Linked DNA regions of Mus musculus: region 2 is linked to region 1. Evidence: chromatin loops called from intact Hi-C (ENCODE). Cell type or tissue: heart. All regions are shown on one strand.

The links. Peaks named below come from ENCODE experiments on the same cell type or tissue, not always from the same donor. Only the 100,000 strongest peaks of a DNase experiment are listed, where the experiment ranks them.
Region 2: a loop joins it to region 1, with 4 times the contacts of the local background. A loop is called at or near these places in 5 of 42 quality-filtered maps.

The regions. Positions count from the first base shown.
Region 1 is chr13:69,529,235-69,537,234 of GRCm38, forward strand. It overlaps Tent4a (terminal nucleotidyltransferase 4A), which reads right to left and starts at 4,630. Exons shown (of 13, transcript NM_198600.2): 1 at 4,254-4,630. A930018O16Rik reads left to right here and starts at 5,081. Exons shown (of 1, transcript XM_011244606.3): 1 at 5,081-6,217. The coding sequence starts at 5,081. The coding sequence ends at 5,962. In heart, CTCF peaks have their summits at 3,756 and 5,760; DNase peaks (open chromatin) are centred at 4,337 and 5,527; H3K4me3 peaks cover 5,784 bases; H3K27ac peaks cover 3,052 bases.
Region 2 is chr13:68,577,184-68,585,183 of GRCm38, forward strand. It overlaps Mtrr (5-methyltetrahydrofolate-homocysteine methyltransferase reductase), which reads right to left and starts at 4,986. Exons shown (of 15, transcript NM_172480.3): 1 at 4,882-4,986; 2 at 3,368-3,532; 3 at 2,360-2,513; 4 at 405-522. The coding sequence starts at 3,496. It overlaps Fastkd3 (FAST kinase domains 3), which reads left to right and starts at 5,027. Exons shown (of 7, transcript NM_027123.5): 1 at 5,027-5,167; 2 at 6,356-7,819; 3 at 7,995-8,000. The coding sequence starts at 6,379. In heart, no CTCF peak of the experiment used is centred here; a DNase peak (open chromatin) is centred at 4,958; H3K4me3 peaks cover 2,224 bases; H3K27ac peaks cover 1,784 bases.

The DNA.
Region 1 (8,000 bases):
AAGGTGATGCCCAAAAGCTCACATCTGTCATCAAAAATAACCAAGACTTTGAAGCACAAGTCTTAAAGTCATATTTTCTTTTTTTCCTTTTAAATGTCTACTTAAAGAGCTAGATGGGCTGTCCAGCAGTTGGGAGCACGTGCAGAGAATCCAGATTGTTCCCAGCACCCACATCTGGCTGCCCACAGCTGCCTGTCATTACACGTCCAGAGGAATCCAATGCCCTCTTCTGGCGACCGCAGACATTTGTAAATGTGATGCACATAAACTCACATAAGCACATACACAAGAATCAAATATGTAAATAACAGTATGAAAAAAAATCTAAAAAAATTTTTTTACTTAAAAATTACTTTTAAGCCACAGGTGTGTTGCTTCTAAGGGGGAAGCAGCCCTGCTTCTTCATCCAAATATCCCAGCCACAGGACGCCAGGACACCCAGACGCCAGGACACCCGGATGCCCGCCCTCCTTAACTTACACAGCATGAGCATTAGATGGTTTTTCTTCAAAATTACTCAGGGACTCCATTTTTATTTTTATGGTTGTTTGTTTCTTTGTTTCTATTGCTTTTCTCCTTGGTGTTAGGAACCAAACCCAAGGCCTCCCCAACCCTAGGGCCTCTTTTCCAAAGGACTGCGCCAGCCTGCTTAATATTCTAGTCTAAGAGAAGACTGGCCTTGTCCTCCTGGGCAGCCTTCCCCAGCATCAGCTCTCCATCCTGAGCAAGCCGTGGTGCAGCAGTTCTCCGGGACTCCCCTCAGCTGCCCGGGACAGCATCTCACTAGCCTTTCCAGTTCTGTATGGAGACTGGCCATGACAAGAGAGTGGTGCTGTTTAGTTGGAGAAGGTTGCACAGGAGGTAACACTGTCCATATGACAACAAGCTCTGTGTAGTATACTGTTCTCATCTCCCTCTTCAACCTTGAGCATCTCTGTGAAAGAAACCTCTTATGCCACTGTCACCTGCACAGGCGGGGTTTACAGCTTCCCTGATTCCCTCTTCCCTCCCGTGCATCCCCTGATGCTCACTGGAAGACAGGGAGGGAGATAGCAGTGACTACACTTGTGTTCCACAGCACAACCCACTGGGCCCTCACCTGTGCCTTCCCAATGGAGCCTTCTGAGGAAAGGCCATCTGCTTCTGTCAGAACAGCCAGGAGCTGTGCTGCAGGAGAGGGAACCTGGCTGCTCCACCGAGCTCTGACTCCCTCACAGGAGAACAGCAAAAAGAGCAGTCATGGAGCTGGGAGGGAATCACCCCACAGCCCTGAGAGCACCATCAGTCACAGCCAAGCTGTAACTGCTGACACTGGAGGCTTCTCCGGCTTCAGACGGACAACGGGACTCCTGTCGCCAAGGGCACAGGACACATTCAAAGACTAACTATGGTGAAGAGAGTTGCAGAGAAGCTGCCCACTGTAGGCACACCTGGGAGGACACAACCTTCAGAGTCAACTCAAGTCATGGGGCTGCAGGTGTATGCAAGGGCTGGGGCCTCCCCTGTCCATCTGCACTCCTGCAAGACACCAGGGAGGTCAGGACCACACTCCAATCCTCACTTCCAGGGGAATGCTCTTTACTTTTAACCCAAAGCAGCTTCTAAAGCCACTGAGACTGCCCAGGACTAAGGAATCACACTGTGGGTCAGAGTTAAGGACTCAGAAGGCACAGTGAGTTAGTTAAAGGGGGGAGGGAGGACCCAGAGAGCCTGCCCATGCCTGCCTCCATCCTAAGCAAGAAACTCATGCAGAGGCACATCTGACATTATGCCTGCCATGTCCCAAGGAAGGTTTCAGAGCTGGGCTCAGGGGAGCTCCCATAGCAGGGCTCACCTTCTCTCCTCCCCAAGCTCATTACACTAAGCCCTGTCCGCTTTCTTCATCCTACCCGGGATCGAAAGCAGTCTAGCAGTTTCCAAGGGCAAACTCCACCCAGAGAGCTGAAAGGTGCAAGTGCCCCGTGTCCACCTGGGCAGAGACCCAGACTCTCACCCCACCAGAAAACCACTCACCCTTTCTGGAGGTCTGCGGAGTCCCCCAAAGGCACGTCCCCAGCAGCAGAAAGCAAGCTCAGCAGCCTCTCACTAACATAACAGGCCCCCTCACTGTTAACTGGGCCACGCTCAAGCCAACACTTAACCTTACTTGTGTCTCTTGCTAAGCCAGGCTTGGTGCTGGCCCCACACAGCACAAGACTAGCTTCAGACAGGTCCTTTTTTTGCCATCCAAGATCAGCTCACGTGAGAGCAACCAGCAATAGTTGGAGCCACCTTTACTGTTAACATATAGGGCTCAGCTCTACTGGTGCCCGTTCACTAATTCCTTCCCACCCCCTCGAGAGGTCAGTCACAGTAGGAAACAGACAAGGTACCCTCTCAGGAGGCACTCTCTCACGCACACATGCCAAGCCAGTTAGCAAGCTCCTCCTCCAGGAGTCACCATTCAACACATGCCACCTAGACAGAAAAGGAAGAGTCACCAGGCAGCATCCAACGCTAAACTCTAGCTGGGTTTTGAACCCTAAAGTGAGCAAGTGGGGCTCTGAGGCAGGGCTCAGGCAAGAAGAGTGGCAGAGCCCAAGCACCACCGAGTCAGGCCTTCATCTCTCTTGGGTGGGTGGGGGAAGTAATGGAGGCTCTCGTGAAAGTTGGGGGCTGGTAGAACCTCATCCCACTGACCCTGCTGACCAAGGACACAGGCTAGGCCACAGTGCACAGAAGACCCCAGTCTTGGACTGCCTGAGCATCCTCCTCCAGAGAGTGGTTACAATGTGCTTGACATAGGAAGAGAGACCCAGACTTGGGGGACAGCGGCTAATCAAGAACTACAGACTTGGGAGTAGGGTGACAGGAGCCAAGTATGAATACCCAGGTGGCAATGTTCATCTGTACCAGGAAGGGAGGGTATTTAAAGAAGGGACCATGCTTGTGGGATCAATAGAAATACATGCCACCCATGCCAACTGCACCCATGCTAGACTCTAAAAGCACACCTAGCCCACAGAGGCACACATACTAACAAAACGCCACAGAAGAACACACAGAGGCTGACCAGCTTTACAGACCACCAGAGAGACCACATCAAGGGACACAACTCTCACCGAGGGGCAGATCATGCTGCTGATGCCTAAGTACCCAAGTGGAACTCTGTCAGAGGCTAGGATCCGTCTCCCGGCAGACACCATGTCCATTACAGTTATGTAACAATCCAGAAACCTCCCGTAGGTCCACGGCCACACCTGTCTCACAAAGTTCTACAAGCAAGCACTGCGGGGGAACTGGCAGAAGAAACCAGGCTCCTCCTGGATTTGTAGTGCATGCTGGAGAATCCCGACCCAAAGATCCAAGGCAGGTGAAACAAGTTGCAGAGGGGACAACTGTTTCTATGTAACACCCCCAACCCCTTAAAGAGTATCCGTGTTCCCCACAGACCTCAAACCGCAAACAGCCCCCTAAGAAGTTACCTCAAAGGAGTCCCAGGGCCTAGCAACCACCCGGGTGGACTTGAACTGGGGATGTCGCTCCCTGGAGTGAGGGGGAGGGGGGGAGGTTAGACGCCCTTTAAGAGCGGCAGGAACTGAGGCAAATCAAGCTCACCAGTCTTGAGACTACACAACCACTATTTTGTTTCTAGATGTTCAGAAATTCAACCAATAGGTTGAATGAAGAGCTTCATACTAGAAAAGTCTCACCTGGGGCAATTCCAGACCAACACCCCCACCTTGCTGTCATTGGGGACATTAAACCGCTAAGGTCCTCTGAGCCTTATGGAAAAATTTTTAAATGAAAACACCTTCCTGTGAGTTCACAGGAAAAAAACCTGAGTACTATTAGGTGGTTTTCAGAAACCCCAGGTGACGGTCTTTCTGTGAACGTCTGCCCAAAATTAAAACGTACGAGGTAACCTCAACACACACAAGACTCCACTTCTAAACCTCACTTGATGGCTAAACTGCACCAATACCAAAAACCTACTGTCTCAAAAAAAGGGAACAAAAATTTTTTACATTCAACCTCACTACACTAAGATACAGGATTTAGCCTACAGGAAAGAACACGCGTAAACGCTTCCCACTCTGACAGCCAGCCCTTGCTTCCCTGCCCTGGAGCAGAGGAAAGAAAGGAACCACTTTCTAGTCTAGCCCTAGGCCTCCATCCCGAACTGTCAATCCCCCCTGCCTGGTGGATCTCGATCCAACGGAGTTTTTAAAGTGCCCGCGCCGCTGGCAGCCCCGCGGCTCGGGCGCACTCACCCCTGGATGCCCGGGCTGTACGCGCGGCTCTTCCACGGCGTGCCGGGCCGCGCCGCCTGGGCCCCGGGGCCGCCCCCTCCGCTCAGCGTGGCCGCGCGGCTGCCCGACAGCAGGTAGTTGAGGCCATACGTGCTGGCCTTGTTCTCGCGTTTCCGCCGACCCGGGTGGAACTGGTGCTGCGGCGGCGAGCCGGCGGGCGTGGAGCCGCGTGGGCCCGGGTGTGCGTGGGCAGCACCGTCGGCGAAGCTGAAGAAGGTGCGGCCGCTGCCGGCGCGGCCGAGCGAGGTGCTGCTGGAGGACGACGACGAGCAGCCGGGACTCTCGGTGCCCGACTCGGCGTTGGACGACGACGAGGACGACGACGACGACAGCGACGGGGACTTGTGCAAGCGTCTTGCGCTGTCCGCCGCGGGCCCTAGCGCGGTAAGCAGCGCCGGGGGCAGCGCGGCGGGGCCGGGCGCCGGCGGCGGGGACGAGGCGGCGGGCGCCGGCCCCGGGCCTCCTGCTGCTGGTGCTGCGCGCCCCGCCGCCCCGGGCGCGGCCGCCGTGTCCAGCGCCGGCGAGTTGAGGCAGAAGTAGGACGCGAAGCCGGAGCCGCCACGGCCCACGCCCTGCGAGGTCTCCCAGATCTGCATCCACAGGGCATTGGCCGGCCCCTTCTGCTCCGGCTGGATCCAGGCCACGCGCGGATCCATCCACGCGCCGCCCCCGCGGGGCCCGCGTCGCCCGCCGCGCCCCGCCCCCGCCGCGCCCCGCCCCGCCGCGCCCCGGGCCGGCCGCGCGGACGGACGGACGGACGGGCCTGGGCCGCGCTCCGGTGCGCGCGGATGGGCGCGGGCGGCGCTCGGTGGGGCGCGCGGCGCAGCTGCGGTCCCGGTGGCTCAGGCGGCGCGGGGAGGGCGAGGGGGCCGCGGCGGCGGCGGCGTAGCGTGCGGGCGGCAGGGAGAGGCCATCGAAGGGGCGGTGACCGGCCGAGGGGGCGGGCCCAGAGCGTCGGGCCGTCAGTCAGTCACGGCGCTCCTGCGGCGCGGCGGCGGAAAGACGCCCTCGGCGGCGGCCGGGAACGGAGAGGGATGGGGGCCGCCGCCTCAGCTCCAATGAGGGGCGGGGAGGCGGCGCGGGGGCGGCGGCGCGGGGGCGCGGCCTCCCTCGCGGGCCGCGGCGCAGTGCGCACGCGCGGGGATTTCAAATCCTCACTAGACAGCGCCGCCTTGGTTACCGCGCTTGCGCACTGCGCGCTCCGGGCGGCGGCGGAGAGACAGTGGCGCGGGCGCATGCAGACCAGACAGACAGGGCGGGGCCGGAGGGGCGGGTGCGGGTCGGCGCTGGGCTGTGTGGGCCGCGCTGCGCGTGCGCAGACACGCCAGCGTGCCGGGTGGAAGTTTCCGCGCCGGCTGGTGTGCTGCGGTCGCGGACCGCCTGGGAAAACGAAACCGCTGCGACTGCACCGGGTCGAGCCCCCGCCCTCCCGCCTTCTCCTCGCGTGCTCTGTACGGTGGAGTGACTGGGCAGAGCCGGCCACGCGTGGCCCGTCGCTCGCAACGCGCTCCACCAAACGCGCCTGCTCTGGCATGCGCCGCGTGCGGGCGCCACGGCCCGTGAAGCCGGAAGCAGCTCTGGTGTCCTGTGCGTTTGGTGTGCGGGTCCAGCCCAGCGGGTGCCCGCTCTGCCTCTGCCGTCCTTGGGCCTCTGCATCCGGGCTCCGCTAATTTTGAGCATAAGAGAACTGCTTCCCTCGTGGTCTGTACCACCGTGGAGCAAACCTTACCAAGTACTTGGCCCTTCTCACACTGTACCAAGGTGGAAGTAAGGGCCAGGTAGCGTGCTTACTGCCTTCAGTCAGTAGCGTTAATGCGAATGAATGTTTTATCTCTGGCGTTTTCTGACCACCGGTGTATGTGGAGATCACAGCCAATGAGCAGAGCCTATGCTTTGTGTGTGGTCACGAGTGCCTGTAATTCCAGCGTTTGGGAGGCCAAGGCAGGACGATTGCAAACAGTACACGCAAGCCCTGAAGCCCTGTCCCAGAGTGTGTTGTGTTAAATACTACGGGAAAGAAAAACAGTTCTTGTTTGAACTCAATTTTTAATGGATCTGGGCAAAAGCGCAAAAGTCTTTGCCCTCCTCCGTCCCTCGTTCCTCTTGGCTCTGCTACTGTCCAAAGACAAATTCTTGCCTCTCTTCTCATTGGTCACCTCCGTCTTTGGTCTGTTTTTAAATTGTCTCCCAGGTGTTTTCCCCATATTCCTTCCTTTGCCCCCTTTAATTTTTAACCCACTCAGCCGGTGATCCCAGCGTCTGATATGTCCACGCATATATGCATACATATTTAAGTTGTTACTTTTAAGAAATCAGATCGTCTATCGCCTCAGAATGTTACTGGAGCTTACTCTCTCACTGATCAAAATGTAACAGCCTTGCTAACCTGCCAGACTCCACCTAGTCTTTCCCCATTTTCTCCAGGTTGTCCCAAAACCTCATACGCACCAGCAGCAAGTGTGAGGCACACTCCTGCCCCAGAGCTTTTACACTGGGTCTTACAGCTTCCCCATTTCTTTCCCTGATTTTACTGATTCGGGCACTCAGAAAGCAAGTTTGCTCCTCCACAGTTCTGGATGTCGGCAGCCATGATGTCTCAGAAGGTTTGTACAAGGAAAATTACCCTGCTTCCTGCTTTCCTCCAGGTGTCTATTATTCTTGGCATTCCTTGGCACTGCTTGTTCAGTCACATCACTAACCTGACTCCATCATTGCATGGCACTTTCACCATGTCTGCCTCTTTTCTTAGGACCCCTGGTATGTTGGATTGGGCACACACTAAGAAATGTCACCATAACCTGAGAACATCTGTGAATATCTGTTTCCTTACAAGGCTGTTCAGGCACCCATGAGAGGGGCTTCTGCACGTTTTGATTTCACCGACTATCCAATATATAGTTTTTCTGTGTTCCCTCTACTTTGTCAGAATGGCAGGCCCCCAAGGAGAGACAGGCTTGTTGTCCTCTTCTCTGCTGGACATCAGCTCTAGGACGGTGTAACACAGAAGGTAGGTCCTCCCACGAGTGTTAGTAGAATGGCCACGCACACTCAGTCCCCTTGCCAGCTTCCAGAGTCTGTCGTCTGTGCTGTCAGTTTTTTCTTCTTAGAGTGCTTTCCTTGGTTTTTATAGTCTCACGCTCTGTCTTTGCCACTGCCTTTAGTTAACATGCTCCTTTGATTAATCAGCCACTAGACAAGTCTTTGTAATTAGAGTAAATGTTTTGTTATATGTCTGGTGACAAATGTTTTATGTAAATCAGGAGCAGTACTGTACATTCATTTCTTTTTCATTTATTTTATTTTATTTTTTGGTTTTTCAAGACAGGGTTTCTCTGTATAGTCCTGGCTGGCCTCGAACTCAGAAATCCACCTGCCTCTGCCTCCCAAGTGCTGGGATTAAAGGCGTCTGCCACCACCACCCGGCTCATTCCTTTCTTTTGAGATTTATTTATTTTTTTTATTTTATGTGTATAATTAAATGTTTGTATGTGTGTATTGTAAGCTCACTGCATGTGTGCCTGGTATCCATGAAAGCCACAGAAGGGTGTCAGATCCCCTGGAACTGAAGCTACAGGTCATGAGCCACAGTATGGGTGCCGTGAACCTCACCCAAGTCCTCTGCAAGAGCAGCAGGTGCTCTTAACTGCCTCGCCATCTCCAGCCATAGAAGCTGCATATTTCTTGACACTGAGAGTAAAATTCAGTCCT
Region 2 (8,000 bases), 950 kb before region 1:
AGACAGCCAAGACAAGCCATGTTCAGTGATGCTCAGCCTGCAGGGCTTGTCCCACTATAGGAGATGCAAACAGCACCCCTGTGTGTAGGGCAGAGAGAAGACATAGAGGTGATACCACTGTGGCCGGAGAAAATGTTCACTCTTACACATACATCTATACTGAGACACATGTGAGCTGTGCTGGGGCTTCTCTTATTCCATTAGCAGATACTGGGAGGCTAGAAGGGGGACATGGAAGATGGAGGACACAGGCCAACCAGGTTCTAGTCATCAGACCTTCCTGGGTCCCAGAGCTAAAGACTCTTAGAAGACTGTCAGTGCTAAACCAGAGCAAGTGTTTATAAGCTAACCAACTTCCATCATGTGCAGAGTTTACTGAAAAGATAGACGTGCGGTGCCCTTACCCGACACAGTCATCGGCATGTCCGGTGTCGTAGAAACGCTGGGCTCCAAGCTCCTGAAGTCGTTTATCAATTACTTTCCCTCCATTGCAGAAGTATGTGTATTCTGAGTCACCCAAGCCTGGAGAACCCAAATACACACTTAGGGAGAAGGAGGGTTCAATCATATGACAGACAGTGACACAAAATTTCTTAATACTACCCCACACTCATAAGATAGTCATCAAGTATAATGTATAGGTCCACATTTCCTTATTTGTCCCAGCAGTGGTAAGTATGCAATGTGTTTCTATCATGAAAGCACCAGATAGACACAAAACAAATACAGGCCACGGGTCAAAGAAATATACGTATTTAATCTTTCTGTTTCCATGAATTACTTTAACTATACAGGAATCTGAAATAACTGGTAACGCTGGCTTTGAAACACAGTATCTGTTCCGCACACTTTCCCAACTCTGAACACGCTGCCAAGGACAGTCTCTGAACCAAACACAGTCTGTGTGTGTGAGGGAGGCTTCTCTGGAACACAGCCACATCTGCTTGCTTACATGCCACGGCTGTTCCGAAGCCACAACAATACCCAGCAGCTATGATACCATGTGACCTACAAAGCCTCAAAAACTGATCTTCATCCAGCTGTATTCACCACTTCTGACCTGCAGGCCTTGGCACACCAGCAAGACAAGCAGATGCTGAGTAAGCCTCTGTCAGGACAGTTAAAGAACTGCGCCTGTCTCGTATGCTGAGAAAGCTAATGCTTCGCATCCACTTGAAAATTCAGAATTGGAAACTTAAAGTGTCTCCGTGACATGACATCGGAGGGAAGGTGAGGTGGGAGCATACATGGGAACATCACTGACTAGAATGGCTGGGTCAGGCTTCAATGTCATCTTTATAGAAAGCTTGAAGAACATCCGAAACACTACTTAGACATACACCAAACTGTGGCTGGGGTTCGAATGGAGAATCTAAGCAGTGTCAGTTATCTGTGCTGGATACTCTCCCAAGCATAGTTATCAAAAATGAGTCACACAGACTACATGGACCCCCGCTGCCTCTCTAGTTATCATAGTTTTCTATGATAGTCCCTCTATTTTTTAAAATCTATTCTGTATATATAAATACACACACATACACACACACACACACACACACACACACACACACACACACACGCGCGCGCGCGCGCGCGTGTACACCATGGTATAACGTAGGGCAAGTGCAGGATCTGTGGTCTGTGGCTCTTGAAGACTGAAATCAGGTCATTAGCCTTGGTGGCAAGCTGCATTACACTCTGAGCTAACTACTGACAACAGGTCCTTCCTGTTCATATCAGAGTCACTGCTGGCAGGGCAAGTCAATGTAAAGGAGTTATTAAAACTCCCTTGCGGGTTCTAATGCGCTAGCGACTGAAAACCGCAAGGCTGAAGTCAGGTTCTTAGAGAACGTAATTAAGAACATTTCCGAAGAACATAACTTGGTTTTGTGACCTGCTGTTACCTTAAACAATGAAATATACCAAGTGTCTGCACCTTCAAAGACTGCTGCTCTGTTTTAGAAGGTTTGGAGTGAGGCCTAGACATTAGTAAACATTCTGAAACAGTTCCAAGGCTGCTGGAGAGGTTCTGTACAGCGTTTGGGGTGTGGCTAAGTGGTAAAGTGCTCCCCTCACTGCAAGGCCCTGGGTTTGACCCCTCAGACACACCCAGGACAGAGGGAGGAGAGATCAGAGCATTGCTCTGGGGTAAACTTGTTCCTTGGCACTGATTTTAAACGAATCACAGTATGAGAGAATTAAGACAAATTGGAGAATGACTGACAATTCTACATTTTACATAGATGTAATAGTTATATAAAAATAAAAAGGCCTATGCAACTTTATTTCAAGATTTTGAAAGATATATTCATATATCAAAGTAGTAACTGCATATAGTAGAAGGGAAACAGTCAGTTACCCAATAATCCATATTGCAGGTGAGCAAAATAGTCCGTGGGGAGTGTCTTGTTGTGTATTTCTTTAACAAACTTCCGGGCTGTGTCAGGTGGGTCTCCTGTACCCGTGGTAGATACAACCATCACCAGAGGGCCAGTTTCTGTTTTCAGATCATACTACAAAACAAGGATGCAGTAAGTAGTGCAGATTTGTGATTTAACACGCTGGCAAGATCAAGACAAAGCAACTGGAGGCAATGAACCCACTCTCCTGTCTTGCATGCTTCCTTCTAATTTTTCTTCTGGCCGAGTTACCGTAAACATATCCTGGTCAACAGTGCTGTGACTAGATGCCTCAATAACGCTGCCCAGTAACTCAAAGGCTAGTTCACTTTCGCTGATGGCACCAGGAGGTCAGAAGAGTTTAACACTTTTCCCTCCACATGGCACACAAGAAAAGCCCCATCTACCCCCAGACTGTTATCGAATTCTGTATTTCAGGAAAACATGAGAAGTAAACAGGCCCATTATCTGTCAAGGGACACGCTGAGCAGCAAGGCAGTACATGGGTAGGTATATGCACACACACATACACACACACACACACACACACACACACACAAGTAACATGAGCAAAGGGGTTTTACAGGGTCAAGGTGAGGCAGAAACAAAGATAAAAGAGGCCCGTGGCTCTCTAGAGTTCAAGGCCAGCCTGGTCTACAAAGAGCCCTGTTCTGTCCCAATAAACAAACACACTTTAAAACAATGAAAGAACCGAGGAGCAACAGGAGCTATCCTAGTGAAGATGGGCTGCAGTGCAATGAGGCTGTGAGGTTTTTTTTAAACCTAATTCAAATGTATAATTCTGTGTTTAGACTCAGCTAGTTGGCAGGAGGATCCAAAGTTCATTTCTCCAAAGCTACAATGTGAGTTCAAGGCTAGCTTGGGCAAACCCCCTGCAACAAAAAATGGGTATACTGCCTCATTCCACAACAAAGTACAGGAAAATGCACAGGAATAGCTGCTCTTACCTTTTCTGACTCACTGATACAGTGAAGATCTGCGGAAAACCCGTGTGACACAGCCTGCTCACTTATTTCTTCTGCTATGGCCTTTGCCTGTCCTCGCTGTGTAGCATAAAGTAACAAAAACCTTCTCATCACCTCAGGTCATCAGCTGCAACTCTAACAGTGAGACTAAAAACCACAAAAGGAAGAAAGGGGTACACTGTTTAATGAAGCAGGTAGCCCGCAGGACACCCAAACATAATTTCAAACAGCCTTCTCTAAACTTGTTCCTTAGCACTGATTTTAAACGAATCGCAGTATGAGAGAATTAAGACAGGAGGTATACAAAAGTGACGTTTTTGAATTGTCCCTGATGGCGTGAAACCCACTCTTGATTTCTAGCTACTGTTGGGTCTTGCAAGTGTCTGTCATTCATTAGTGCCTAACTATAGGAGTGATCTGCCTTTCTGCCCATTTGTACTCTGAATTAGGATCATAAGCCTGAATGGTGAAGGGGCTAAGCCATGCTCAAACACAGTGTCGCTTACAAAGGCTATTGTTTCTGCCGTTTAAAAACAAAGCAAAAAAAAAACAAAAAACAAAAACAAAAAACAAAAACAAACTGTAACTCAGCAGTTAAGAGACCACTGACTGCTCTTCCCAAGGTTCTGAGTTCAAATCCCAGCAATCACATGGTAGCTCACAACCATCCCTAATGAGATCTGACGCCCTCTTCTGGTGCCTCTGAAGACAGCTACAGTGTACTTACATATAATAATAAATAAACCTTTAGGCTGGAGCGAGCAGGATCCTCCGGAGCAAGTAAAGGTTCTGAATTCAAAGTCCCAGAAACGACATGATGGTTCACAACCATCAGTACAGCCACAGTATACTCATATATATAAAATAAATAAGTAATCTTTAAAAAACCAAAACTGTAACTGTACAATGTTCACGTGAAACTGGGGAGTTCGTGTTTCCTGCTAGATCCTAATCAAAGCACTGGTCGTCATCAAAGATGGCATCATTGCATCTATCAGTAGTCAGCGTACATGGACTTTACACAGAGACGGTATTTCTAATTCATGCCTTACCCCGGAGATAACCAAGAGAAAAAGAAGATAAAGGGCTCTGGGATTCCACACTCCGCCATTCTATCCAGTGGCTAACGCTGAGTGGTAGCCGGCCTATATAAAATTATCTTTTCCTGAGTGAATCAACTCTAGTTAGTTTCTAAGCACTTGTGGCTTATCCGCTGGGGAGCTAGGACACAAACCCTTCAAAGGTTCATCGGGAAGCACTGCCACAGACTCGACAGGACCAATGGGTGACACGTGCGAGCTCACGAGGTTTTGGGAAAGGTGGCGGAGCCGACTCCTCCCAAGTGCTCCCCGTGAACCCCACCGCGGTCCGCCTCCCAAGTGCTCCCCGTGAACCCCACCGCGGTCCGGAAAACTCAGCGGCTCATCCCCACTGCGCAGGCGCGAGTCCCGGCTCCCCCACCGCTTCCGTCGCTCCCGCCGTCCCCCGCCGAATACCTCCAGGCGCGAATTCCCGCGCGGAACCCCGTTCTCCTCCGACAGGCACAGTCCGGGAGCACTGCGCACGCGCGCGGCACAGCACGCATGCTCCGCACGACCGCCAACAGACATGCGGGCGGACCTGGGCCAATCGCTGATCGCCGGATGTGGGTGGGTGGGTGGCCTTAGTGCCGCGCACGCGCCGGAATGTTCTCCAGGTAAGGGGCAGCGTCCGTGTACGGACGCTCCCAGGGCTCGGAAGCTCCGTGTCTGTCCTGTCCCGGGTGCGGCTTGGAGCCGCTCGGTAAGTGTCTCGGGATTAGGACCCCCGGGCTTCCCCACTCGTGCTCCGTGGGCTCCGGTCCGGTCGCGCGGCGCCTGCCTCCGCCGTTGCCCTGCTCCGCTTGCTTTTCTGTGATTGTGCGTGAGCCCCAGCCCAGCTTCTCAGCGCGAATTACCATGCTTTGCCCGGCTCATACCCGGAGTTTGAATCTTGTCGGCTGCTCCTCCTCTCTCGCAATTATCAACATTGACGTTCCCTTTCCCCATCACGTGAGTGTCGAGATTTGGAGGTAGAATCTGAATTCCAGCTCTTCCTCTTCGCGCCCAGCTTCACTGTACACAGAGGTGGTTTCCTTGGGCTGCAGGGTCCTTAGCGGGAAAAGCGTCAACCAGACGAACTGAATTACAGTAACCTAGCCCATAGGCAGGACTTAAAGTAAGGGCTGGGCAGCGATCGCAGTTAGGGTTAGGAGCCAGCATCTCGCCCAGACACAGTGAAGCCACAGGAAGTCAGCCCTATGATGCTTCAGTCTACCCGACAACACTAAGGTGTTCAAGGGCCACTGAAAAGAAATTTCAGAATGAGCCAGAGCGCAGCAAGGTCAATGAGTTCTGATTACTCAAAAAATAGCCTTTTTTGAAAACTGAAGAGACGCGTAAGCCTGAAAGCCTGAGTAGTAACTTATGTATAGGATTATGGGGTTTGGGGGGCTATTTAATCAGCAGCCAACTTTAAACATATTAAAGGAGACATGCCTTGGTGCACACCCTTCACTTTGTCCATAGAACATGGCCTTTGAAGAGGAATTACGTTGTGGTAAAACATTAATCTGAGATCCTTACATACACATAGGACTCAAGGAGTTTAGATATAAGGCATAGTTCATTTAAAAAAAAAAACCTAGTGACACTGCCTAGAAAGGGGTGTGCATGTCTTCTACCGGTGCCTTGTCTAGTTATGGTGCAACTGTTGGGTGTCAGCCAATTGGGTGTGGCAATCAGGACCAGGAGAGTGGGGACCCCCTTCCCAGGCTTTCTCTTGTTTCCTGGCTCGGTGGGAAAAGTAAACCTTGGTTTTTAAAATATTTTTGCAAGGTTCTTTTTTTTTTTTAATCTTTGTCATGGGATACTCATTCTTAGTTTCGTAGCGTTGGTGTTGTCTTTCTCAGCATTTGACCATGGTTTTTGTTTTTGTTTTTCTTATGCTAAGTCACATGTTGTGAATTCTATGGCATGGCGTTCATCACCCTGCGGAGGGCCTTTTGTCATAAGTCCATTCTTTGGATACCTGGAGCTGTGGTTGCTCTGAAAATTCACCCTGCCAGTCATGCCCCAAAGGCAGTCACAGATCGCCTGAGTGTGTGCTTCTGCTCCCTACAACCTGAGCTGTTCAGGGTCAGATTCCATCACGCATACTGTAAAAACTTCCACTCAGAAAAGGGAAATGACTTTCATCCCGTGGGCGAGCCATGGTCCTCCCAGGCGCAGGAATGGAACCAGCCAGGACAGAGTCTTCAAAACGAGGATGAAGAGATGCTTTTCAGGAGACTAAGCTACTTCACTTCCTTTGAGGAAGTGCTGAGTTTCATAAGTGCCCTGGACACCCTGCCTGTCCCTCTGGCAATGGCAGCTCTACTCAGGATCTGTGAGATAGGGAGGAGGGATGGTGAGCAAAGGCTGCCAGAAGGAGTGCTGGAGAACCGTGCCTTCCAGGCTCTTTGCCTCCGGTGTGAGCGAGACCCCTCACACCTGACCAATGCTGGTTTGGTGACAGCTTTGCAATCTCTGCTTACGTTGTTGCCTGCAGATCCTCAAAGTAGCCTGATGCTGAGCCTGGTGGCAGAATGCCAACGTCGTCTCCAAAGAGGCAACCTCGAAGTCCACCATCTTTGTGTCCTTGGGGAAAGTCTGGCCATGCTTCAAGGTGCGAGTTGTGAGACCCTGAAGCTGGTTGTCCGTCAACTTCAAAGTAAAAGTGTGGAAACATTTGCTCCAGAGGAGATCACGTCCGTTTATAGGATTCTGCAGGTGTGTCCTGAAGAAGTAGACAAACACCAGATGTTCTTAAACACATTAAACAACTTCTCCATTTCAGTAGTTCCCTACCTGAGCCCTAAATCCATTAGCCATGTCCTCACCGCCTTAGTGGCCCTGGACCAGACTCACGCACTCCCACTGCTTATAAAGCTGGGCAAGTACGTTGTGAGATACATCCCCCGTTTTACCAACGAAGAGCTCAGGAAGGTCTTGGAGGCGTTTGTCTATTTCGGACACAGTGACAGGTTCTTCACAGAGGCCTTAGAGCAACATGTGTCCGCCCTGTGCTTCTCCCTGGACCCCGCTGTGGCCAGCTCCGTGATGGGGTACTGCAGCAGGAAACGGATTCTCTCCAAGCCCATCTTCGACGTAGTCTCAGAGATCGTTGTTTGCCAGTGGGACAGACTTTCACCTAGTCAGATTGCCGAGCTAATTGAGCCATTTGGAAAGCTCAATTACGTGCCACCAAACGCCCCTGCCCTGTTTAGGAAGGTAGAAAATGTGCTCTGTGCCCGTTTACATCACTTCCCACCAAAGATGCTACTGAGGCTCCTTCATTCATGTGCGCTGATTGAGCGACATCCCGTCAACTTCATGTCAAAACTATTCAGCCCCTTTTTCCTTCAGCGGCTGCAAGGTGAGGCGGTTAAGAAGTGATGTATAACTTGGGATGTGGTCAGGCACTGCTTACACTGAGAGCTCCAGTGTCGTTTCAGACTGCTTGCTCCGGAAGTAGCTGGGTGGTTTTATAATTATAATCCCTCATTTACATGCCAACATTCCAAGCCAATAGTTGTTTTTTTTTTCCCCAGGTAAAG